Linked DNA regions of Homo sapiens: region 1 is linked to region 2. The links are chromatin loops, found by intact Hi-C in ENCODE. Cell type or tissue: heart left ventricle. All regions are shown on one strand. Each heading gives the region's core, and the rest is flanking DNA. Links, peaks and the distances in the headings are about the cores only.

The links. Hi-C counts contacts between places; a loop is a spot of excess contacts. Peaks named below come from ENCODE experiments on the same cell type or tissue, not always from the same donor. Only the 100,000 strongest peaks of a DNase experiment are listed, where the experiment ranks them.
Region 1: a loop joins it to region 2, with 12 times the contacts of the local background. A loop is called at or near these places in 63 of 110 quality-filtered maps.

Annotation. Positions count from the first base shown.
Region 1 is chr15:57,554,531-57,566,812 of GRCh38, forward strand. It overlaps the pseudogene RPS13P7. Among named protein-coding and RNA genes, the nearest start is that of GCOM1, 31 kb to the right of the region's middle. RefSeq lists an enhancer at 1-158. In heart left ventricle, for the core only: CTCF peaks have their summits at 5,462 (motif pointing right), 5,661 and 6,639 (motif pointing right); DNase peaks (open chromatin) are centred at 5,481, 6,641 and 7,901; H3K4me3 peaks cover 298 bases; H3K27ac peaks cover 2,431 bases.
Region 2 is chr15:57,856,293-57,868,574 of GRCh38, forward strand. No RefSeq gene overlaps it. Among named protein-coding and RNA genes, the nearest start is that of POLR2M, 160 kb to the left of the region's middle. In heart left ventricle, for the core only: CTCF peaks have their summits at 4,951 (motif pointing left), 5,153 and 9,199; no DNase peak of the experiment used is centred there.

The DNA.
Region 1 (12,282 bases), core at 1,396-9,395, 300 kb before region 2:
TGCCTCTCCTTTCTGCAAAACCCCCTGCCACCTGCTGCGTGCTGCCAGCCTGACTCACTGACTCCAGCTACCTCTGGGCCTCTGGCCCTTCTAGGATGGGCTTGTTTTCCAGGAAAGGGTTTGGAGATTAAGATAAGCCAGCTGCCTCCAGTGAAAGGCCCTGCTGCCTTGGAAAGGGCCGGGAAGGCTGCCATTCCAGCTCCTTGGTTTGCTCGCTTCTCTCCGTGGCTGGGGCTGCCTCGCCTTTCATCCGTCCCTGCCTATCGTTGGGCATGAATAATGAGGCTCTTTGGAGACAGGCATAGGACTCCCTGCAGAGCGAGGGATTTGTAAAATGGGTGCCCAAGCTCCCTCTGGGGCTCCGGCTCCCTCATGTCTCTGTCTGTTCTTCCTGGGGAAGCTGCTGCTTGTATTTAGATAATGAAGAACTAGAAAACAGACCTGGCCTCCTTTCAACCTGCCGCTTCCTCCAGCCTGGGTAGGATCCAAAGCTCTGGCCTTCCTAAGCAGTGCTTGTTCCTGACTTACACATGGATGGTTTTCTAAACTAAGTTCATTTTCTGAAGCAGAGAATGAATAACTCACTCTACTACCTCCTCCCCTTCATGGCAAAATTTTTTCTTTTGTCTGTATTTTCACGGCTGCTGGATTCTAAAATCAAGGTGCAAGTTGCTTTGGGGCTTACTAAAGTCCCGTGGCCTTCCCAGGCCCTGTGGAAAGGTTAGATGCACCCCAGATAACCAGGGTTGGTTATTCCCTGTGAGAGAGTCAGAGGGGTGCAGGCTGGAAGCATAGCGCTCCTCCACCCCTGCGCTGGTCATCATGTGGAGCGTGTGCTTTCTAAGAAGTGCCAGCCTGTGTCCAGAGCCTGCTGGGCAGATGTTAAGCCAGCTGTGGACTTAGTCACAGTGACTCTGCTACCAACAACAGCAACATGGACATTTAGGGAGGAGCAAATGAGAGGAAGGAAGAAATAGGCAAGATAACAAGGCTTGACATCTGATCTCTGGGCATTTCCAATGGAGGGATTTGGTTTGTTTATGTTTCCACCACCAAGAATTAACAGTGGTTAACAGCTGTTCATATCTGTCTGCTTTACATTTTTAAATAAACATTACAGATAAAATTGAAGTTCTCTTTTTGTCCCTCACTCCCTGCCAAAGGCAACCACTATTCTCAAATCTGCTGGGTATTCTATTCAATTTTATTTTTACGTGTATGCATCCATGAACACCATGTAGTATGTTTTGTGTGTTTTAAAATGTCATATACATCTCAGCGTCTTGTATATAGTACTCTGACTTTTACATTCAAAATTACATTTTTTTGAGGCCTATGTTGATGTAGATTATTTAGTCATTTGTTTTTCTTTTTAATCACTTTATTGCTTGAGTACATAGACAAATTTATGCAACCAGGGCGAAGCTGTAGATGGTTCATATTTCCAGCTGGGAGGGAGGACTCGCTTGGTTTTATAATATCGAGCCAGACGGTGAATCCGGCTCTCTATCAGAATCAGAAGGAATTTAGCATCCTTGTCTTTTCTGCTCCTCTCAAGATGCTTTTGAACAGCGACTGCTTTCTTAATTAAGTGGTAGAGATCTTCAGGGAGATCAGGAGCAAGTCCCTTAGACTTAAGAATTCTTATGCCTGTCACAAAACGCACTTTTGCAGCACCATGTCAGTCTCTCAGGATCACACCGATTTGTGGAGGAGTCAGGCCCTTCTTGGTCAGTTTGTAAATCTGCTCCTTCACATTGTCAGATGTCAACTTCAGCCAAGTGGGGACGCTGTGGTGATAGAGCAAAGCCGACTGGGACAGGCCCTTCCCGGGCACATGAATGTGACCCGTGACGGCGGCAGTCAGGCAGTGAAAGGCTGTTTTTATTTTTTTATGGTCATTTTTTTTGGCAAATTAAGTGTTGAATGTTGAGTTTTTAAAATACTGATTGCTTTATATGCCATCCGCTTCAAAAGGAGTTGAGTTCTGCTTCAGGCATGACATGGTAGCTGGTATCAAACTGAACTCTTCCTCTGGGAACAACTAGAAAAGGTGGGCAAAAATTTCTTAAAAGCAGTTGTTTGAAGACCTGGAAGAACAACCAAGACACTCTGATGTGGAATTGGCCATTGTTCTTCCCTGGCTGCTGTTGCTATGGGTCATGGTGCTCGCAGCCCTCCTTGGATGGTCGGATGGGTGAGAGGGTTGCTCACACAAATGCCCTGCAGTTTTTTAAAACAAAAGATCACCCCCTTCAGTTAGAAACTGAAGGTCGCTGTAGTGGAATCCAGACAGCAGAGTCTTTGGGTACGGGGAAGGCTGGCAGGGGGACACTGTGGAGCAGAGCCAGGGCAGGCCAGGCTGGGAGCTATATTGTAGGGTGCTCAAATTCTACCAAGATTCTAAAATATCTCAAGTGTAATTAGGGGTGCATTGTTTAAAAAATAGTCTAAAGGAAGTCAGTACCTTAGTAGCCACACCGGGGAGTGGTAAGACCCCAAGGGCTGACCTGATCAATGGCACAGTGACTGAACTGCACTGTAAGGAGAGGACCCAGGCAGGTAGTGTCAGGGTGAGGTTTGGTTGAGCTGGGATGTCCAAGTTTGGGACCAGAGCTGACCAGGCCTAAACAGTAAAAGAGGAACACCAAAAACTGCCCCGGAGGACTTCGTTCTCCATTTTCACCCCAGAACACTGTTTCCCCTTGTCCTTCCAGTATGGAGAATAAATACTAAAGAATATTGATTGGAAAGAACACTGAATTCTTGGCCTGTTTTGGGGGTGGCATTTTCAGCTTTCCTTGGGTGGCCACATGTCTAGTTTCAGGCTCACAAAGACCAAGGTCTCACCAGCTCTGTCCCCTGTGGAATGGTGGTGGCATCTTCTGTGTGATGGTGAATTTTAGATGTCAACTTGACTGGGCTAAGGGATGCCCAGATAGCTGGTAAAACATGAATTCTGGGTATGTCTGTGAGGGTGTTTCCAGAAGGGATTAGCCTCTGAATCGGCAGAACGAGTAAAGCAGATGGCCCTCCCCACTGTGAGCAGGCTCTGTCCAATCTGCTGAGGGCCCTCACTGAACAAAAAGGTGGGGGAATAGAGGATTCATTCTCTACTTAAGCTGAGACATCCGTCTTCTCCCACTCTGACATCAGCGCTCCTTGCTCTCCAGCCTTCAGACTCTGAATGGGACTTAGGCAATCACTGCTACCCGCCCCCCCACACCCCCATTCTTAGGCCTTTGGGCTTGGACTCAATTACAGCTTGCAGGTGGAAAATCATGAGACTTCTCTGCCTCTAACTGCATGAGCCGATTCCTATAATAAATCTCTCTCTCTCCACACACACACACCCACTGGTTCTATCCTTTGAGGATCCTTGATTAATACACTCATTCATCCCTTGAAACGCCCAACTCTGTTGTGGAATTGACCATTGTTCTTCCCTGGCTGCTGTCGCTATGGGTCATGGTGCTCGCAGTCCTCTTTGGATGGTTGGATGGGTGAGAGGGGTGCTCGCACATCCCTGGGCTAACTGGGGTAGTTGCCTTGTTCATTTTGCTATATCCCATTTGGACCCTTTATGATTGGAGTATGAACTACATTTAGCAAACTTTTAAGTTCAACCCAGGAGCTGGAATCCTTACATCCTGGGAGTAGCTCTTCGAACACTTTGGAACTAGAGGCATGCATGGTGGTGGGTGTTCTTAGGTACGCGTTTCCTAGATGGATGGTCCTGAAATGGTATGACACCTCAACTTGCCAAGAGGCCTCCCGTGTGTTCCTGCTTGGCAGGGGGTGAGATTGAAAAGATTCATTACTTCCTTTACATATTTATTTTTCTATATAGAATAAGGTAACTGTATTACTACAAATTTGGAAAATAACCCCACCATACTGATGCAACCATTATTAGCATTTTGGCTCATTTCTTTCCAGTCTTTTTTTCCTACACAGTTTTTAAAGCATAGGTACAACTGCAGTGTTTATATGATTTGTATATGCTTTTTTTGTCACTTAACATTATAGATATTAGATAATCTTGATCACTTTTTAAAAATGCTTTTTAAAAATACACTTAAAAATCACATCACATTGAGTGAATTCTGTCATCAGTTAACTATAATACTATTTGTATATTAACAAATGTGTAGGATTTGGAATTCTGCCTTCCTACATCAAATACTGTTATATCTGTAGCTTTTTCATCTTTCAAATAATTTGCTTTGGCTAGATGACCAGAAAGAGAAGAGGAAAGACAACATCTTTAAGTCTCTATAAAAGTTCCTAATGTGGTTTGGCTCTGTGATCCAAACTTTATGTTGAATTGTAATTCTCAATGTTGGGGGAGGCACCTGGTGGGAGGCGACTGGATTATGAGGGCAGATTCCCTCCATGCTGTTCTCGTGATAGATCATTCTCACGAGATCTGATGGTTTAAAAGTGTGTGGCACTTCTCCCCTCTTTCTCTCTCCTGTTGCCATGTGAAGATGTGCTTGCTTCACCTTTGCCTTCCACCATGACTGCAAGTTTTCTGAGGCTTCCCAGTCATGCTTCCTGTACAGCCTGCAGAACTGTGAGTCAGTTAAACCTCCTTCTTCATAAATTACACAGTCTCAGGTAGTTCTTTGTAGCAGTGTGAGAACGGACTAATACAGTTCCCAAGTTGCTTTTCAGAAGGGTTTACTAGTTTGTACAGACCCAAGAAATTACAAATGTGGCAGTTTCTCCCTTTCTCTCTCCCCTCAGCTTTGATTATTAACATTTCTTCCCGAATAATAGACTAATCTTTCTTTCATCAGGGCAGTCTTTTTATATTGTTAGTGAAGTTTCTTTTAGAAATTGTCGTTTTGTGAGTCTTTTTAATTTTTTATTTATTGTCTAGTGTGGTTTTTGAGTAGCACATAAAATAAATGCAGATAGTACAGGAGGGTAAAACAATGAAAAGTGAGTCTTCCATCCTTGGCGCTCATTTCTCCAGGCTCTACTCAGAGGCAGTCACTGTTTCTAGTTTATTTTGTTTCTTCTGCTTCTTGTACATTTTTCTCGGGGACTCCTGGATCCCTCGCCCTCTGGCTTCCCACTGCTTTTCTGGTTCTCTTTAAAGGGCACCCTACCCCCAGCTGCATTGTCAGGCTCAGTGCATCTCTCTTCCCTAACAGGTCCACAGTGGTCAAAACTCTAAACATATGAACACTTATTGGGGAAGGTAGTGAGGATGGGAGCCAGTGGGGGATGTGGCCTGGGAGGGAAATATTGCCAGATCTCATCTTCCTGAGATGGCAACAGGAGATTTGGACCAAAGGCTCTGGGTCTGTTGGGGGGATGGGGGGAACAGCATTTTCAACCAGGTGTTAGTAGTGGCTGCAGAAATGCGGTTTTCTGGGATCTCAGGTGGGCTCTTTAAAGAAGAGACTGATGGGTGATGATGGAAGCCTTCACAGTCCTGATGTAATAGCCGAGGTGGACAGCAGGGGGAGCTGTTGGACGCTTCTGGCCCAAATGTGGCACAGGAGTAGATTAGTGGCTCCTGTAATCCAGGGCCCCACCCATCAGTGGTGAAGTCCCAAAGAGGACTTTGGACAAAACGAAGCTTTGCCTTCCCAGTGTTGCCCAGGTGATCTGGTGTTCCTATGTTACTCTTAGGTGAACTGTTGCAATATTCGCATTGCAACAAATTGAATTCCAACATTTATTGTGAACTGCTATTTTGTGAGAGACCTATGTTATTCATGCATACCTTTCAAAGGGCAGTCACTATGCACCTAGTCTGCACTGGCTTATGCTGAGATGAGTAAGGCTCAGTTCTGGACCCAACGGGATCAGAAATGTCCACCGAGCACTAAAAAAACAAGGGATGGAATTTAAAGCACTATAAAAGAGGTATAGATGAAGTGTGGCGGAGGTTCATGATGGGAACGGCTGTCATTGGATGGAGCAATCAGGGCAGAATTCATAGAGGAAATGGCATTCGAAAGGGCTTTAAAATGGGCTTGAAAATTTAGAACTGTTTATTATGAAATTTTAATCTCCTAGAAGGGTGCATCTTTGGTGGAAAAAACAGAGGGAACACGGGGATGAAAGCTGGGCTCAGAGGATCAGCCAGTTGCATTAAAATCTTGAGTAAATGAAGTGGAGAATTACTGGAGGTGAGACTGGAAAACACGTTTGGATCCATATTTTTGGAGAACCTTGAATACCACTCTTAGTAACAAGGCAGCAGTAGCTGCTTATAATCAGGAGATTCTGGATAAAAAACAGAGGAGTTGGGGTTTATGCCTTCTTGTCATTTCTGAGAAGACGAGTAATTTTTTTAAAATAGCCAGTGAAATTAGTTCCTATAAAAGATGTGATCCTTGATCATCAATAAGGACAATCGACTTCTCCCAATGGAGAAATCTGATGATCCATTTCACACATCCCTGGGTGCAAATTACTACCTAGTCTACACTAGTGTTTCTCAAACTTCAGTGTGCATCAGAATAACCTTGAGGGCTTGTGAAAACATAGACTGCTGGCCCCACTCCCAGAGTTTCTAGGGCAGCCAAGAATTTGATGCCAATGCTGCTGGTCTGGGGACCACACTGAGAACCTCTGGGTTTAAACATCCTACCTGACCTTTCTCAGTATATCCACTGGGTGGCAGCAGAGAGCATCACAGGCACTGCACAGTGGTCAAACCTGGAAAGCCCGGGCAGAGGCTGTGGAGGACTATTTCTGTGTATTCAATGTAGGTTATTTTTGCTGCCAAATGACAATACAAACCATCCACAATATCAGGCTCTTCAAAATTCAAGGATGCGTTGTATAAGAGAATGATTGGTGACTTGGATCTTGTTCCTTTTCCAGGATGTCGTCACCACCAGACCCAGTCGAGACATCCTCTCTCTACCAGGCGCCCCCAACAAGTCCTTCCTTCAAAAAGAGAATAGTTTTTAATAACTTTCAAGGTCACCTGCAAAAGGGTTTCTGTTTGAGTAATGTAATGACTGTAAAGCTGGCAAAAAACTGTATCGCCAGCTGATAGCTTGAGTCAGACTGGAAAATTACGAGCAAATTTTTCCATGAACCAAGAGGAAGTGTCCAGTCATTGTTGAGAGCAGGTTCATAGCTGTGTACGAGCTCTAGGAGATGGGGAGGCCCGTGCAGACCTACTTCCTTCAAGAAGGGAAGACAAAAGAAACACGTTTTGAGTTTGGGTTTTTAGATGGTTGGGAAGTTTATGTTATAGGATTTTTTTTTGAGGGGGGGGTTTGTTTGTTGATTTTTGTTTTTAAGTTATGAGAGTTATTTTCTTTTTCTTCCTTTTTTTTTTTTTTAGAAGGAGTTTCACTCTTGTTGCCCAGGCTGGAGTGCAATGGTGCGATGTCGGCTCACCACAACTTCCACCTGCCAGGTTCAAGTGATACTCCTGCCTCAGCCTCCTGAGTAGCTGGGATTAGAGGCATGCGACACCATGCCTGGCTAATTTTATATTTTTTGGTAGAGACGGGGTTTCTCCATGTTGGTCAGGCTGGTCTCGAACTCCTGATCTCAAGTGATCCACCCACCTAGGCCTCCCAAAGTGCTGGGATTACAGGCGTGAGCCACCGCGCCCGGCTCTGAGAGTTATTTTCTACTAACCAATGATGTACTGCTAGATTTTGGAATAAAAGGTTCTATGTGTGTGGGGAGGGGAGGAAGGAGCAGAATCAAAAAGCCCTGAGCAATGATAGGATGGATTAGAGTTTGGAAAGGGAAACGTGGGGTCCAGAACACACTGGTTAGGCTGTGGCAAGGGGGTCCTCTTGACATCCTCTAACCAGATCTCACAGCACACTTCCTGCCATGTCGCAGCAGAGACCAGCCCTCACCAGACCCGGTGCTGACATTAACCAGGTGCTGCCCTGAGCGAGATGGCGTCCTGCCACGCCTGCTCCGTCATCTGGGAGATGCCTTGTCGGCAGCTCCAAGGCCTCCTGTGGGAAGGCATGAACGTCTGTCCTCACGTCCCTGCTTCCCTTATTACCCAGCGGTGGAAGTTCATCCCCCACTCTCCTATCTTCCTGAATTCATCCCATCCTTTGTTGGCCCTGTGTGTGGTTTCTTCCTGTACTCTCTTTTGTGGATTTTTGTAGAATTTCAGAAGTGATTGTGATATTAGATGTGATCATCTCTGCTCTGCCTGCTGCTGGGGATGTGTGGCACTGACCCACTCTCCCCATTTTCCTCATTGTGGCTCTATAGTCAAAAAGGCTCTTAGGCCCCTTCTAAGTTCTTTCTTCTCCAGGCTAACATCCTTTTCTTCTTTAAGTCCATTTTTAACATTGGTTGTGAGTTAACTCCTGACCTCTCCCCCTCTGTCTAGTCCATGCTGGTCACTCCCTCCTTGCTCTAAAAGTGAAGGTGCTGGTGGGAGCAGGACCTTCTGGCTATCCCCAGGCAGGCCCGTGCCTCCCTCGAGGCTTTGACATTGTGATGTGTGTGTCTCTTCACACCAGGGTGGGAGCCCCTTGAGGGAAAGAACCACGCCTTTCTCTCTCGGGAGAAAGCCCCTGTCAGACAGCAGGCATTTGAAATTAAACAGAACATTATAATTCTGGGTCCTAACCTTTATAAATGCAAGGCAAGACTAGATTATGTTAGCGGATTTGTCAATATTCATTTGGTTCAGTCTTATTGCACAGATAGGCAATTAAAGCATTTTAAATGGGCTGTGCTTAAGTGTGGTCCCCCTCTCATGTACTCCTATAGCAGGCTTTAAAACACTGCATTGCGCTTAAAGATCTGCTTCTTGGATTTGGGCTGTTGAGCTCTTTTCCTTCTTCCACATCATTCCCTCAACTTCTCAAGAAGTTGTCAACTTGAGATGCTGACACATTCTGCAAGTGCACAGGGACACAGCCCTAAGAGTGATCAGCTACCCCCAGTGCCCATCAGTGGTTCAGTGAAGGACGGCATCCCTGCTTAGAATTTGACCATTCAGTCTGCCGGTTACCAAAACCATGTTCATGCTTTAGTGTAAAGGTTTAGCATCAAGGTTACGTCCCAGGTGATGCTTCAAATCCAAACTTCCCCCTTCCCTGGGCTCCTGTGGTCTTTTGTTCTCTTGCAGCGCTTCCGGACTGTGGTTAGCTGATTATAGTTATTTTTTCCTACATCATTAGGTGGTGAGCTTCTCCGGGACAAAGTCTGTCTCATTATTCATCTTTGTTTGTAGCAGGTGCCTGACAAATACTGATAGAATTAAAATAACTTTTGTTTGTCTCACATTTTGATAAATGAACAGGGCTATATTTACCTGAACGTTTATGATTTCATACATGGACAGCATATTTCCTCTTGGGCTTTTCTCTTCCTAGACTGGATAGATTTAATGATTTTAGTTTTATGTCACAGGACAACCCTCCACCTGGAAGAACTGAAGTTCTATTAAGTTTAGGGGTTTCTGGCTAATTTGTAAATTGTTGAGAAAGAATCCACCTTGTTCTGGTCAAAAGGTGACAAATATAGTTAACTTCAACAAAGGGCAGAGAGTCAGCTATTGTTTCTGCCAATGATTACTTTTGTTATATGCTTGAGATCAGATACTAGTCATTTGTATCCCAGTTAACTTAATATAGATAGCATTTTCTAATATTTTCAAGCGTTACTCTAATGCTTTTTGACGCCTATTTTGAACATCAATCTTTTAAACTCATTATATATTATTCTATAATTTATAGAAAAATCATCACACTTTACCTAATTCTTGTTTGTTTGTTTGTTTGTTTTGAGACAGAGTCTCGCTCTGTCACCCAGGCTGGAGTGCAATGGCGCGATCTCGGATCACTGCAAGCTCCGCCTCCGGGGTTCATGCCATTCTCCTGCCTCAGCCTCCCGAGTATCTGGGAATACAGGTGCCCGCCACCACGCCCAGCTAATTTTTTTGTATTTTTCGTAGAGACGGGGTTTCACCGTGTTAGCCAGGATGGTCTCGATCTCTTGACCTCCTGATCCGCCTGCCTCGGCCTCCCAAAGTGCTGGGATTACAGGCGTGAGCCACCGCGCCTGGCACTTTACCTAATTCTTATAGGCAATATTTTCTTTGGTACTTGGGACTTTTTTTAAAGAATAGTATCCTCAAATTGGAATTAGTGTGTCAAATAATATGAATGCTTTTCTGATTCAATTGGATTTTTAATTTTTATACTTACTCAAATAATTTATACTGACTGTTGAAAAATAGATAAGCAATTAATAATAAAGAAAGTCCCCCTTGCTTTCACTATTTAGAAATAACTACTATAAATATTTTTATGTATATTTGTGTACACTTTTTTCTTTACATGGATGTTTATTTCACAAAATGTGGAATCTTACTGTTTATGCTATTACATAGCTTATTTTTTTAAATTATTGTGAATTTTTTCAGCTATAAAAAGATATTTTCTCAAAAATTTTTTTCAAAAGAATATATTTTTTCAACACAGTTTTAATAATTGCACTGTATTCCATGGAATAATAATACTAATAGTTAACATTTGTTTTGTAATTTTTATATGCTATGCAATATTCTATTTGTTTTATATACCTAAGCTCATTTAATCATCACAATAACCCTGTGAGATAGGTACTATTACTCTATTTTAGCAAAAAAAATTATGCATAGAAATATTAAATGACTTGCCTAGTTATGGGCATACCATAAATGTGCATGACCCAGTAGGTCATTGTAGAACATTTTAGTTATTTATTTTTTGTTTGCCATCATAAGAAATGTTGCTATTAATTCATGAAACAAATATTCACTGAGCTCCCACTCTATGCTGGGTGTTTTGCTAGAAGCTTCGTATGTAAGGGAAAAACTGTTGCAGAAAGTAGGCTTGGCTGGGAAAGAGACCTATTTGAAAGGATCCTGGCATGAGATGGCGTTTTCTCTCTTCTGTTTGCTCACATCGCGGAGGGGAACTCCATACTGCAACAGCAGCCCCTGGCTGGATGTGGTTTTGTCTCTTTCGTCAGCAGGGATATCTCCCGCCCCACTTCCTTGCTCTCTCAGGAAGGCCCCCTCGTGCTCCGCACACCTGCCAGGGTGGGGCTTGTGGAGTTGACCTTCTTCCTTCCTGAATCAGACAACCAAACCAGAGGTGTAACTTCGGTGGCTGGTCCTGTACCTCTGATTCTGTTCTGTGTTCTAAGCAGAGTTTTCACGAACAATGAAAACGCCTGGGAGTGTTCATTGCCAGTTATTAAAGAAAAATGGAATTGGCTACTGTACGGTGTAATAGTCCCCAGGTTATTCCACCCTTTCTGGCAGACTATTTACTCATGTACTTTTAGTATACTGAGGGAAGGCTAAGAGATCTCTGGCCAGTGGGTAGGAAAGAATAAAAAGTCTTTGAGTTTTCAGGTATTTTCTTTTAGTAGTAGCTTCCAGCAAGGCACAGTGGCTCACGCCTGTAATCCGAGCACTTTAGGAGGTCTAGGCATGTGGATCACTTGAGGGCAGAGTTTGAGACCAGCCTGACCAACATGGCAAAACCCTGTTTCTTCTAAAAATACAAAAATTAGCCAGGCATGGTGGCACGCACCTGTAATCCCAGCTACTCAGGAGGCTGAGGCAGGAGAATTGTTTGAACCCGGGAGGCAGAGGTTGCAGTGAGCTGAGATCATGCCACTGCACTCCAGGCTGGTGACAGCAAGACTCCATCTCAACAACAATAAAAAACCTTTATTAACATAATTTACATACCATATTATTCACTCTTTTAAAGTGTAGAATACATGGGCTTTGAATACGTTCACAGAGTTGTGTAACAATCACCACTGTTTAATTTCAGAACATTTTCATTACCCCAAAGAGAAATCCCATACCCACTGTAGCTTCTCATTCTCCCCACCCAAATCCCCCAGCTCCTGGCCACCACTAATCTACTTTCTATCTCTATGAATTTGCCTATTATGGACATTTCATATAAATGGAATCATATGTGGCATTTTATGTCTGACTTCTTTCACTTAGCATAATGTTTTCAAGGTTCATCTATATTGTAGCATGGATCAGCTCTTCATTATTTTTTAAGGCTGAATAGTATTCCATTGTATAAATAGAACACAAACAAAATATAAATTTTGTTTCTTCATCCATCAATTGATGGATATTTGTGTTGTTTCCACATCTTAGCTATTATGAAGAATGCCGCTGTGATCATTTGTGTACAAGTTTTTGTTTGAACATATGTTTTCAATACTCTTAGGTACATTGCAGGCATGGAATTGCTGGGTGATAACGTACCTTGATGTTTAACCTTTTGAGGAACT
Region 2 (12,282 bases), core at 1,643-9,642:
CCAGACATTGATGGCAGAAGCTTTTTGGAGAGAGGTGATGAAGAAATGCCATCAGGCTGCTTATTAATGGGATGAGATGAGACCTCTAACATTGCCAATGGGACAAAATACCACCAGTCCCACAAAGGCATGTCTGTGGGGTGTGGTGGGGTGGAGGAGGGTCTACTGCATTGCATGACAGCGAGATAGGGAGAGAGATCAGGTATGAGGACAAACATCCGAGGTGGGGTGATGGTGCACAAAGGGCAGTCTAAACTGAGCATCTTCAATGAGGCAGTCTCTTGATTTTTGCTTTACACTCCTGCCCTTTTAATCTCCTATTTCCCATTTTCATATAGAAAACAGAGACTCACAGGGGACTAAGTAACTTGTCCAAAGTTACGTGGCTAGTAAGTGGCTGACCTCCCCATCCAGGCATGGGGCCAAAGTTGAAACCCTTGGATAGAGTATGCTGATTTTAGTTTCAAGTTTAAGGCCACTGCATTGCCCTGCCCTGCCCGGGGCCATGGCTGTAAGTATAATCTTGTGCCTTGAGGAAAAGGGGCCTGTTGGCTTCATATACAAATGTTTAATGTAGTGGTTAGTAATAGGTGGGGGAGGGAATGCCTTGGTCTGGCATTGAAGGATGCTGCTGAACTCTGACGTGGCGTATTAACCAGCCTGCAAAGAAAATGAACTCAAAAATGTAGTCAGCTACCTTAACCTGACACGCGGAATCTGTGGTTGAAGGCTGCAGCTCTACTATGCAAATAGTTCTTATCCCCTGTGTCAGCTAAGGTTCAATACCCATCCCTCCTTCCCACCCTTGGTATTATCAAAATACTAAAGTATTTTTTAGTATTTTCAAATACTAAAGACAAATGATTTTATATTTTAAATACCTGTATTTTATGAAAGAGCAATATTAAAAATACTGAAAAAGCTTGCTTTCTTTAGGCAAGTTAATAGCTTTATATCACCTTTAAGCAGAGAAACTCTAAATTTGAGCACTAATGCTCCCTGTGTTCAATCTTTCCTCACCTGGAAGGGGGATGAAGGAATCACGCCTGGGTTTCTTCAAGTCTAAACAACTATCATCCCCCCATTGTTTCCGTTTCCTTTTAGTGTTAGATCTTTCATTTCATTTGGGGTCATTATTTTTGTGCCTTGATCTCTGGGATTATAGTTGCCCAGTTCTGCTCGCGTACAAATGAAGTGGAGCCTTCATTAGTTCTACCCCATTTATGACAGCATTCTTCCTTGTGCAATGTAGGGAGCCTAATGTGGTCTTACTGAAGTCTCTATGACCCACTCTGTGTCATAGAATTGCATTCTCTTGGATCTTGGATAGCGAATTACAAGTTTGATTGGGTTTCAGCAATGCACTTGGCTGAAAATACACGTAAGACTTTATTTTGGGGGATGCCATTCCAATGAAGTTAGTTGTCCACATTTTCTATTCCACTTTCATTTTGAACATCGTTAGTGTTTTCCATTTCCTAGCCTTTCTTTGCAAGGTTCATTTAAGATAATTAAGATTTTGGTGAATGACAGAATGGTAATTCCAACCGCAAGCCCTATGAGATGGGGAAGGATGAGTCAAATAAGGTTAAACGATGGGTGACAGGGAATCCCTTCTCTTGACACCATTTCTAAATTTGCAAGAAACTTGAACCCTGGAGTGCTTAACTCTTCTTCCACTCCATGTCCAAAGGGTATTATTGTCATGAAGGAGGTCTTTGAAGTGTTAGTAGGATGCTTGTGGTTTCAAAACATTTTCTCCTTCTCTGGTGCAGTCTCCCCACAGCTGTTTTCATTGCCCCTCCTTCCTCCTACCCAAGATGTTCTGCCAAACATGCACCTCCTCCAAGTGACAACAGCCCTCTGACCAAATAGAAATTGCTACCCCACTAACAAATTAGAGATGTCCTCAGGCCCAAAGTTTCCCCAAGATTTTAGACTCCTCTGCCCAAGAACTTTGGGACAGTTTTCCATACCTTAGACAACTGTTGGTGTCAGTGGCAACTATTAACTCCTTCTTTAGAGGCAACTAATTAAGATCCAAGATCAGGAATATGTTTCCTTTGTTTTCTACCTGACCAAAGGCTCCTCTCTTCTGGGGCAACCCCCAGGATTGGAGTAGCCTTTGTATTTTTTACTGTGTAGGGGAAAAATTTACAAATGTCTATCAATCAATCCTAGTTTTCTAGTTATTTAGGCAGCTACTCAATGTTCATAATCATTTCTACCCAGGTATCTGTGGCAGCCTCTCATTTTGCGGCAGATGTGACAGTCATATGTGATCTAGGGTTTGGGATGATTTTACCTTGAGAAATGCCCTAGGAGTCTATGATAGTCTTCAACAAGGAGGAAATATTGTGTATTATTCACGGTTTTACTGTTATTTAATCACAGAGGAACTATATGTTTGGCTATAAGCTATGTCTTAGAACTGGGTTAATGATCCCAAGCAGAATGTCTGTCACACAGGTCATCAGTCAATGTTTGCAGAATAAGCCAGCTAGGGTTTTATTTAAAAAAAAAAAAATCAACATGCCAAAGGGTTAGCTGGCACAGATGAGAATCTATATTCTGGGTAATATTCTCTAGTAGTAAAAAAAGATAAGGAAAGGTAAAGACCAAATTATTTGACATAAATGCTTTTAATGGGATAGGAAGAAAAGAAAAAAGTAAAACTAGTTGAGGTGAGCGAGTGTAGAACCTTGGATTTCTAATTCAAGATGAGTTTTTTTTTCCCCCAAAAACTGCTCTGAAGTGACAGAAAAAATAAAGTATAAATAGTGCTTGAAGACAGAAATTAGTACCATCAGATACTGAATTTTTAGGCAATAATGAAGATGGAATAATGTTAATGGCAGGGAAAAAAAAAACCCAACAGTGTCTTAAAGCAGTTACAGGAGAAAGCTCCTGTACAGGTAAGGTTGGCTTTTCCCAGCCTAGAGAAACAAACACAGAGTCAGCAGTTACACAGATCAGCAACAGGAGTGGCATGACCTGAAGGCAGAAGGCTTCTAGTAACAAACTACTCATACCCTGCCTTCACCCAACACTCTCCTTACTCTCCCATCCTTTAGAGTGTTTGGCTGAGCCTTTGGAGAAAAACAGCTTTTTCTACAAGAATCTTTGTGTGCCTGCCCAGTGAGGAGCGAAGGTGTGCTTCCTAGTGTGGGCACAGCAGTAGAGGTAACGCCAGATACAGGAGCAGAGCCAGGGTGAGTCAAGAGGAGTGTGTAATAAAGAAAGAATTAGTGATTTGAGATGATGTGAGAACTCCAAGGATTAAAGGGAAACTCCTAAACACTTTCAGAAAGAAGGTGTTTTAAAAGTGAAAGAAAAGCTAAAAGAAGAAAAGAAAAAGAAAAAAAAAGCAAAACATGCAAAAAATTTAAAAGGCTCAAAATCAGCCATATAAAGACACGGGTCATATTGACCACAATGCGCTAAAAGCAGAAATGAGTAAGATAAAAATTGTAAAATAAAAATATTTTACAATTACTATGGCCTATTTGATAAGCCCAGGAGGAATAGCTCAACTGCTTAGCAATCATCATGGGAAAGGCTCAACCAGTCAGAACAGACTGTCCACCCCAGCAGAATGGGTACCCAGAAATCTGTGCTGATGCAAACCTGCTAGGGGCAAACCTGTTGAACATCAAACCTAGATTGGTTCCAAGAGGCCTTGGTTCCATGTTGGTGGAGCAGCTGAATACTACTTGGTTTGAGGCACAGTTTCTTGGAAGACTGTTGCAGTCTCAGAGCTTCAAATTTTACGAATTTCCCAACTAACATCCTTTATCTGGTTCAATCCATGATCTGACATTGCAGTTAGTTGTCATGCATCCTTAATCTCCTCTAATGTGTTAACAGTTCCTCAGTCTTTCGTGTTACTTTGAAAAATACCGTTCGGTTATTTTTCACAGTCTTCCTCAATTTGGATTACTCATATGATTTAGGCTGAGGTTATGTATATTTGGCAAAATACCATGGAAGTGTTGCTGGGTCCTTCTCAGTGTATCATATCAGGAGGCACATAATGTTAGTGTGCCTTGCAACTGGTGATGTTAAGTGATTACTTGGTTAAGGTAGCATCCACTTTTTTCCACTATGAAGCTACTGTTTTTCCTTTATAAGTAATAAGTGTCTTACAGGAAGATCTTTTGAAACTGTGCCAGTGTCCTACTTTTTAATCAAACTCTCACCCACTAATTTTAGCAACCACTGATAGTTCTTGCTAACAATAACTATTACTGTTGTGTTTGTCTAGAAGTGATTTTCCATTTCCATTATCTCTTCTGCATTTATTCATTGGAATTACACTGTCAGAAGAGCTGTTTCTTCTCCCTTCTCTACTTATTCAATTATTTATTTGTATCAGTTGGATTCATGGTTATTTTATTTTATTACTGTTATGTATTTTGTTGCTCAGATTGTTCCAGCTTTGGTCATTGGGAGTTCCTTCAAGTTGGTTCCTGTGTTCTTCTGACATGTAGACATCATTTTTTTTGAAGCATTTACATTATTTTTCAAGCTTATCTTACGTTGTACCTGACCCAGCTCTGGAATCAACCACTTCTCCAGTGAGTTCTGGCTTATTTTATTGGAGAATGGTATTTAGAAACCAAGATCTGGGTGCTAGGTGTGCTTGTTGCTATTGGGTTGTCATTACTTCTAGGTCTTCTCAGTGGATGGAGTTAGAAAAGGTATGTATGTATACTCACATATATACATGCACATTTTTATACATTTTCTTTTGAGTTAAGAGATACATTTTCTGTCTTCTTCTGAGCCATTTTTAAAAGAGACACAGACCACGGACCATCAGCTTACTTTTATTTCGATATATTTACTTATTGCTTTAGTAGGTATCACAGTATAAGAATTTTGTCTAATGGCTCAAGCTCTTGAGAAAAAGAAAATGAAAAAGGCTTTGCGCCCTCTTGTGGTCAAACTGAGTAACTGGTATTTCATGGCATTGGAACAAGAGTTGAACGTATGAATGAGATAGAGTGGCATTGACCTATAGCGTAAAATATATAATCTGATAGAGTTAGCTTGTGACTATCCTGTAGCATGAATGAACCTAAAGGGAGTAATTTATAGCCAATGTTTTTCTGAGTTACCCGAGATCATAATATAACCAACATTTTACCAAAGGTGTTCAGATAGATCTTCCCATTGGATCCTCACAGCAATCTTGCAAGGCAGATTTTTATTATCCCTAGTTTACAAATAAGGAACCAGTTTCAAAGAAGCTAAATAATTTTCATAAGTCAATTTTGTAACTTGTTTGGAACTACAGCTGGAACTTGAACTTGTGTGGTAAGAAGGAGTTGGTCTGACTTGTCATTGTTAACCCTCTGCTTTTTCTGCTGAAGAACTTTAAAATACGTTAAACATTTCATTACAATGGAAGAAAATTATCAAACCTTAAACCCAGAAAATCAGAATCATAATTTAAAAAGGAAAGGAAGGAAGGAAAGAAAGAAAAACAAGTCTCCTACAATTTGGCTCTTGAAAACATTTTTAGAAGTTCATAAAAATGAGAAAAAGACAATCCTATCATTGAAGTTTTTTGTTTTATCAAGTTAACACCTAGTTAAAACAGGTAATGGAAGCCATATAAATACAAAATCCAGACTCTCAATAAACTTCCTACACCAGATGTGGACTGAGATACACTCCATTCTGGGAAGTTGGCCACCATAAACCTCTGACAGCCATAGATGAGTCATCTAACCATCTCATTCCATGTGATCACAGGTCTTTGTAGTGTTACTCGTGCTTGGGCTGAATAGAAATATCACCATAAATCTCCTAACTAAAAGGATGCAGTTTCTCATTTTCATTTAGACAGATTTGAAAATAGGGATGAGATTGATCAATACACTCATCTTTCTGCAATCATCTGAGAGGCCAAAATGGCCTTGAGGATGATATATGGCATGCACAATGTGAATCTCTAAAAGCTTTTGGTCTCTCAAGGTTATTACGAAGACAACCATGGGAAGTAATAAAGCTGTGTCGTTTATTTAAAGTGAGGGCCCTAATCTTTTTTCTACTGGTACTTCCCGCTTTTCTATTTTAAAAGCGCTGACTGGACAATATGAAAGAAAAGAAAGGTGCCAATTTTAAACCCTCAGGAAGTCCATTTGGTGAATGGATTCTAGAAAGGTAAAATCAAATGTTTCACAAATAAAAGTTGGTGTTGGGTTAACTTTCAAATTGATGCCAGACTTAAGCTTTGGAGGTGTGTCATTTTTATCCAAATAACAATGCAGAAACGACACAAAGATTCCCATCCCTGCCCATGGCAGTAGACAGAATTCCAAGTGGAGTTGCATTACTTGGACCTGAGAGGGTTGGTGGTTTGAATGAAGTTCAGTGGAACCATTTCTATCTGATGAAGTGTGAAATATAATTGCTAAATATGGTTTTGAAAATCAAAATGGGCGAAATATGCTGTGAAAGAGAATTTCCAAGACAAGCTGGGAATATAAACAAGCAAAAATAAAACCAGTGAAAACATAAGCAGCAGAGAGTCTTCAAGGTCAAGGCTGTTAAGGGAACCCACAGGTTCTGTAACATTCTTGTCATTGTCTTTTCCTCCGCATCCTCAGCTGGCCAACGAGGAGACCAAGAGCAGGCTCGTGTCGTCATCTGGCTAGTGTCTAGACATGAGCATGAATGCTCTCCTCCCACACACAGGTGCTGCCATGTGATGTCTGCACGCCACATGGCACATCCCAAGGAAGGTCATGCTGGGAAGGGACTGGGTGTGTCCTGAGTTCTGGTCCATTGCGTCCAGAGGCACAATCTCCAGAGTGACACAGGGAATGAAGGAATCTTCATTTCCAGCCAGTTTTATGCAGCAGGAAACACAATGACCGTGACAATCCCTTCCTGTCCCATGGAAGCCTGGGGGAACATAGGAGAAGCATCTGCACTGCACACCCATCTGGAGCCTGCAGACCAGGTCCTGGAGACGTTATGTTCTGTGATTAAACCATCTGGAAAGCAACATGGTAGGATGAGAAGGGCCACTCCAGGGTAACCCACCTTATGACTTGTAATCATGTTGAGCCCTGTGGACCTTGCTCACCTGGCTGCCGCCTTGCTCACCATCCTGCAAGCACCAATACTCCAGCTCTTTAGGGCTCTCTTTCCCCTTCAGTTCTGTGCATGCTGTTACCACAGCCCGGAATCCATGGGCCAAGTAGCTAGTGCTCTCAGACCCTGCTCAGGTGTCCCTTCTCCAGGAAGTCTCTGAATTCCCATTTCCCTTCTCACCCACTCCTTGAGGAGGATTCTAAGACTAGGTTTGGACCCAGCAGGAAGAAGTGCTTGAGGTCAAAGTCTAGCACAGGTATGGGAGCGGAAGTAGAGGCAGGCAGGCAAAATATCTGCCGTTTCAGGGTAAGTTGTGAATAGAACAAACAGTTCCACAATTAAAGTTAAGAGTTTGGAAACACTGGACTTGGCCGCTTTTTCTCGTCTTCACTGAGCCACCTGCTAACCCATGACTTGTTCTCCTAAGTGGACTCAATCATGAGGAAGGAGTATTCAGAGCCAGGGACCAGTTACTGGTAGCTTACCAGGCCACCTTTCTGTAGAAAGCAATAAATTGGCCTTTGGGTTTATTTCTAAGTGTCCAGGCGTTTAGCCAGTGCAGGTCTATCTGCCAGAGCCTGACTACCCTCAGCATGCTGAGAAAGTGGGGTTCATGTGCTGGGAAGCTGAACCGAAGAGTGGCCATTGTATGCCCTGCTTGGGGTAAAGAGAGGCCTCTATGGCTATCTTTCATCAGAATGAATGGCAGGGCCCAGTGGACTTTCTCTTAATTCAGTCTTCTCCTTGCAGAGGCTTTTTCTTAAACTCAAGCTTTCCCTGGCAAACTCAGAACAGGATGAAATGATCTGGCAAAGGGAAATGAAGAGGAGGAATTATCCAGGGGATTTGATCCTTGTGGTCATTTTTCAGACAAAAATGTTCCATCCATCCCTTTCTTCAAGAGCAGGAATTTGGTACCTGCAATATCCAGATCATTACATTACTTCTCTTGGCATTTGAAAAGAAAATTGTTTTGTGTGTCTGTGAGAAAGAGATTTAATGTATTTATATTCCTTTGATGCCTACTTCCCCTCTGAGTTTCTATTACCACAACCAATGATCCCCCTGCATGTAGTTTTGTAATGTGAAGCCCACACATAGAGTTTTTTTTTTTTTAAGTAAAATTGAGCTTCTAAAATTACCTAAGAGCTGCCAATTCTGAAAATTAACCTCTGTTTAATTAGTTTTGAATGACAACAAACCCAAACTAGTTAAGGTAGAAGCTGAGAGGAAGGAGTACTATGGGAGTTTTCACATTGAATCTCCTGTGTGGCCCTCAAACCAAAGTTTCAGGAGAATGCTGCCAAATAAAAGAGTGGATGATTAAGTGGAAATTAGGAAAACTTTTGTAAAATTGACAAAGGAAAGTCAGAACATTTCAAAGTTTTCTCAGAACTGAATAACAATATAGATCTTCCCTGTCTTTTTCTACCTCTCCCCGCAAGACCTGAGTGCCGGTCATTTTTTAGAAAAGGTGCTCAAATTGACACTTTGGAGATTTCCAGTGCCTTCTATGTGACATGTTTAAGTGCAGGGCTGTGAGGTGAGCACTGATACCATCCCCATTCATTTCAAAGGCTTAGTGCACTATTCAGGCTCGCGGTGAGGGCCCAGTTGATGCTAGCCACTATTACTCTATTAATTTGTGGGAGTAACCAGCCCTTCTGCTTGGGACTGGAACCATTTCTGATTGGTTGGTAATTGCTTTACTATGTTTTGAATGGTGGCACTTAGTGGGCAGAGTTTTCTAGTAAAATCTCAATAGGTATAAAGTGTACAGGTGTCTTCGTAACTTGTTTATAAGCTTACTTGAAGGTAAAGATATTGTTCCATCGATCTTTGTGGCTCACACAGCACGTAGCACAGTAGTTTTCCATAGTAGGTCCTCAAAGAAACTTTTAAATAATAAAATGAAACCTCTGTGTGTAAAGCCATAGACGTGCTTGGTTGGTTTTGTGAAATCTCGTGTCTAAGCAAAAGGCTGATCGACATGGAAGGGTGATGATACCTGAAGAAATGAGCAAAGGTGCCCCCCAACAGAACCTTCCATGATGATGGAAATGTTCTGACCTATGTTGTCCACTAGGGGAGCCACCAGCCACCAGTGAATGCTGAGCACCTGGAATGTGGGTACCATGGCTGAAGTACTAAATGTTCAAGTTTATTCAATTTTAATTAATTTCACTTGGAAGTTACAGAGCCACATGTGGCTAGTGGCCCCTATACTGAACAGCATAGCACAGGCCTAGACCTCCAGTTGAGAATCTGGCAAAAAGGCCCATTTCAGTTGTAGCCATTGAACAAAAGCAGTGATCTCAAAGTGTACCCCTCAGTCAGCAGCATCGGCATTGCCTGAGAACTTTATTAGACTTGCACGCTTTTGGAGCTCATGCTACACCTTCTGAAACAAATTCTGGGGATGAGGCCAAGCAATCTGTATTTTTACAATCCCTTTGTGGTTCTGATGCACCCTCCCATTTGAGAACCTCTGATCTAATTTAAAATTAAAGCAAAATGAGATTCTGATCTACGCTGGTCACCTTTTCTCTGGCAGTGGTTCTCAGACCTCACCAGTGTGGCCTAGCTGCGTGAGAACCCCCAGGCCAATTTGTTACACATACACCCCCCCACACACTACCGAGTTCTACCCTTTAGGGATTCTGATTTTGAATATCTGGACTAGATCAGAAATCTCTACTTTTTTTTTTTAAAGCTCTGAGATACTTTTCATTCACAGCCAAATTGGGGAACCACTCTTAGATCCGGTCAGAGGGTCTCTGGAATTTTATCTCTGATCACGGCAGGACTTGATCCACTCCATTAACCTATGTCCTGTCCCTCCTTTCCTCCTGAGGCCAGTGGAGAAAGGGACCCCAACCTCACTGACTTTCACAGAGCGTTTTTACATCTGCCATTAGATCAAAAAGGTTGCACTAAGGCCCCTGGGCGCCAGGGGGCTCTGTGGAGACTTTGGGCTTCAGGCTTTTCTGTTGGGTTCTAGACTGTTTTGCAAACTATCCGTGTCCAAGAACCAGGTTTTTCCCCTAAGCTTTTACAGACCATTACTTTTTAAAAATGCAATAAAAGTTACTAGAAAGACACAATAAAGACATAGAAAATACAAGGCCTGATTTTCTCCAACAGTGTTACTGTGAACATTGTAAAATATATAAAAAGTCGAAATAATTGCTTTGTACAGTGAACACCAATATACCCACCACCTGGATCCTACCATTAGCATTTTGTTATATTTGCTTTATTATTTATTGATCCGTGTTTCTATCCATTAATCCAAGTTTGGTTTTTTTTTTGTTTTTTGTTTTTTTTTGTTTTTTTATGAACTTAAAGTAAGTTGCTGACATTAGTGCACTTCACCCCTGGACAGTTCAGTATACATATCACGGACGATGTTTCAATTTTTTTTTTTTTTTTTTTTTTTTTACTTTAGTAGAGACATGGTTTCACCATGTTGGCCAGAACGGTCTCGAACTCCCTGGCTTTGAGTGATCCGCCCACCTTGACCTCCCAAAGTGCTGGGATTACATGCGTGAACCACTGTGGCCAGCCAGGTTTCAATATTTTTACGAATTTTTTTTTTTGAGGCATACTTCACATACTGTGAAATGCACAGATCTTAAATGTACTATTCAAAAAAGAATCTTCAGAAATGCATATACTTGTCTAACCTCAAACAGTAACAAGATACAGAGCTTTTCCATCATCCAGAAGGTTCTCTTGTGCACCTTAGCAGCCAATTTGCACAACAGTTTAACCATAAGTCCTAATTTTTTTTATTATTTGATTCAAGAATAAAGTTAGTTTGTCAAACTGCCATTAGATTTTCTAAATACACATTTTAAATTCCTGAACTTACCTCCTCATGCACTGGTGATAAGCAGCTCCTGAACAGCCTCGCTGGGGGACCACTGTGTAAGTAAAGCCTATTCTGAGATGCTGGGTTCACAGCCCAGGGCCCTGTGACCGTATTCAAAGTCCACTTGCTTGGAAGTCTCCAAAGCTCATCTCTCTGATGGGCACATCCTGTGACGTCCTCTGCATATTCCCTGTGCTCTTGTTGTTTTCACCTCCAAAGGGAAGGAGAGATTACATGGTGCGGTGGGTCTGTAGGGAGAATGAGAGGAGCTCCTTTCTTTACCCTCTCCCTTCTCTGCTACCCTGCAACGGAAGCAAAAGGGACCCCACGGTGGGACTCCCATCGCCAGGAATAATTCCCCCAGGAAACCTTGCAGGCTTCTCCCCCTTCACAACCTCCATGTCTGCAGGTGGTCTCCGTGCCTCAGCAGGGGGCAAAAGGTGGTGCTGCCGCCTCAAGACTGCGGAAGGCTGAACTGTGGGCGGTGATTCCCACCACAAGTTCTTCTAGAACAAGGCATCTTCCTTTTATCCACACCTGAAGTGGGGTCTTACCTAGACACTGGTGTGTTTGGTTACTTCACCTTAAAATGAGTTTGTGGCACCTGAGAGATGCTCTCAGACTCCCCCGCAAACACGGCTTTCAGAGCTGCGGCTCTCAGGATGAAGTTTTGGGATTGCAGGCCGGTCCTCTGGAGGGCTATCGGGTTGGCTCTGTGAAACACTCAGCTATCCCACAAAAAACGATGGCGTGTGTGCTGTGGGAAATGCATCCACTGCAGGCTAGAAGGCTCATACCGCAGTAAGCTGTGGCTCCTGCCCTGAGAGCCTAAGGTCTGATAGGGGAGGGAAAGTGTGAATGGCCAGTACAACAGTGAGACCTCACACTTACTAGGTTCTTACTATGTAACGTTTTGTAAAGGAGAAAACCAAGGCACAGAGAGATTAAATGACTCTCCCAAGTTCCTACAACTCATTAGTGGTGTGTCTGGAATTGGTTCCTTCCTGTGGGTTCTTGGTCTCGCTGACTTCAAGAATGAAAACACGGACCCTGTGGTGAGTGTTACAGTTCTTAAAGATGGTGTGCCCGGACTTCCTTCCTTCTGGTGGGTTTGTGGTCTTGCTTGACTTCAGGAGTGAAGCCACAGACCTTCGCAGTGAGCATTACAGCTCTTAAAGGTAGAGCACACCCAAAGAGTCAGCAGCAGCAAGACTTATTGTGAAGAGCGAAAGAACAAAGCTTCCACAACGTGGAAGCCTATGCGAGTGGGTTTCAGGAACTGGACCTGGTGGCCAACTTTT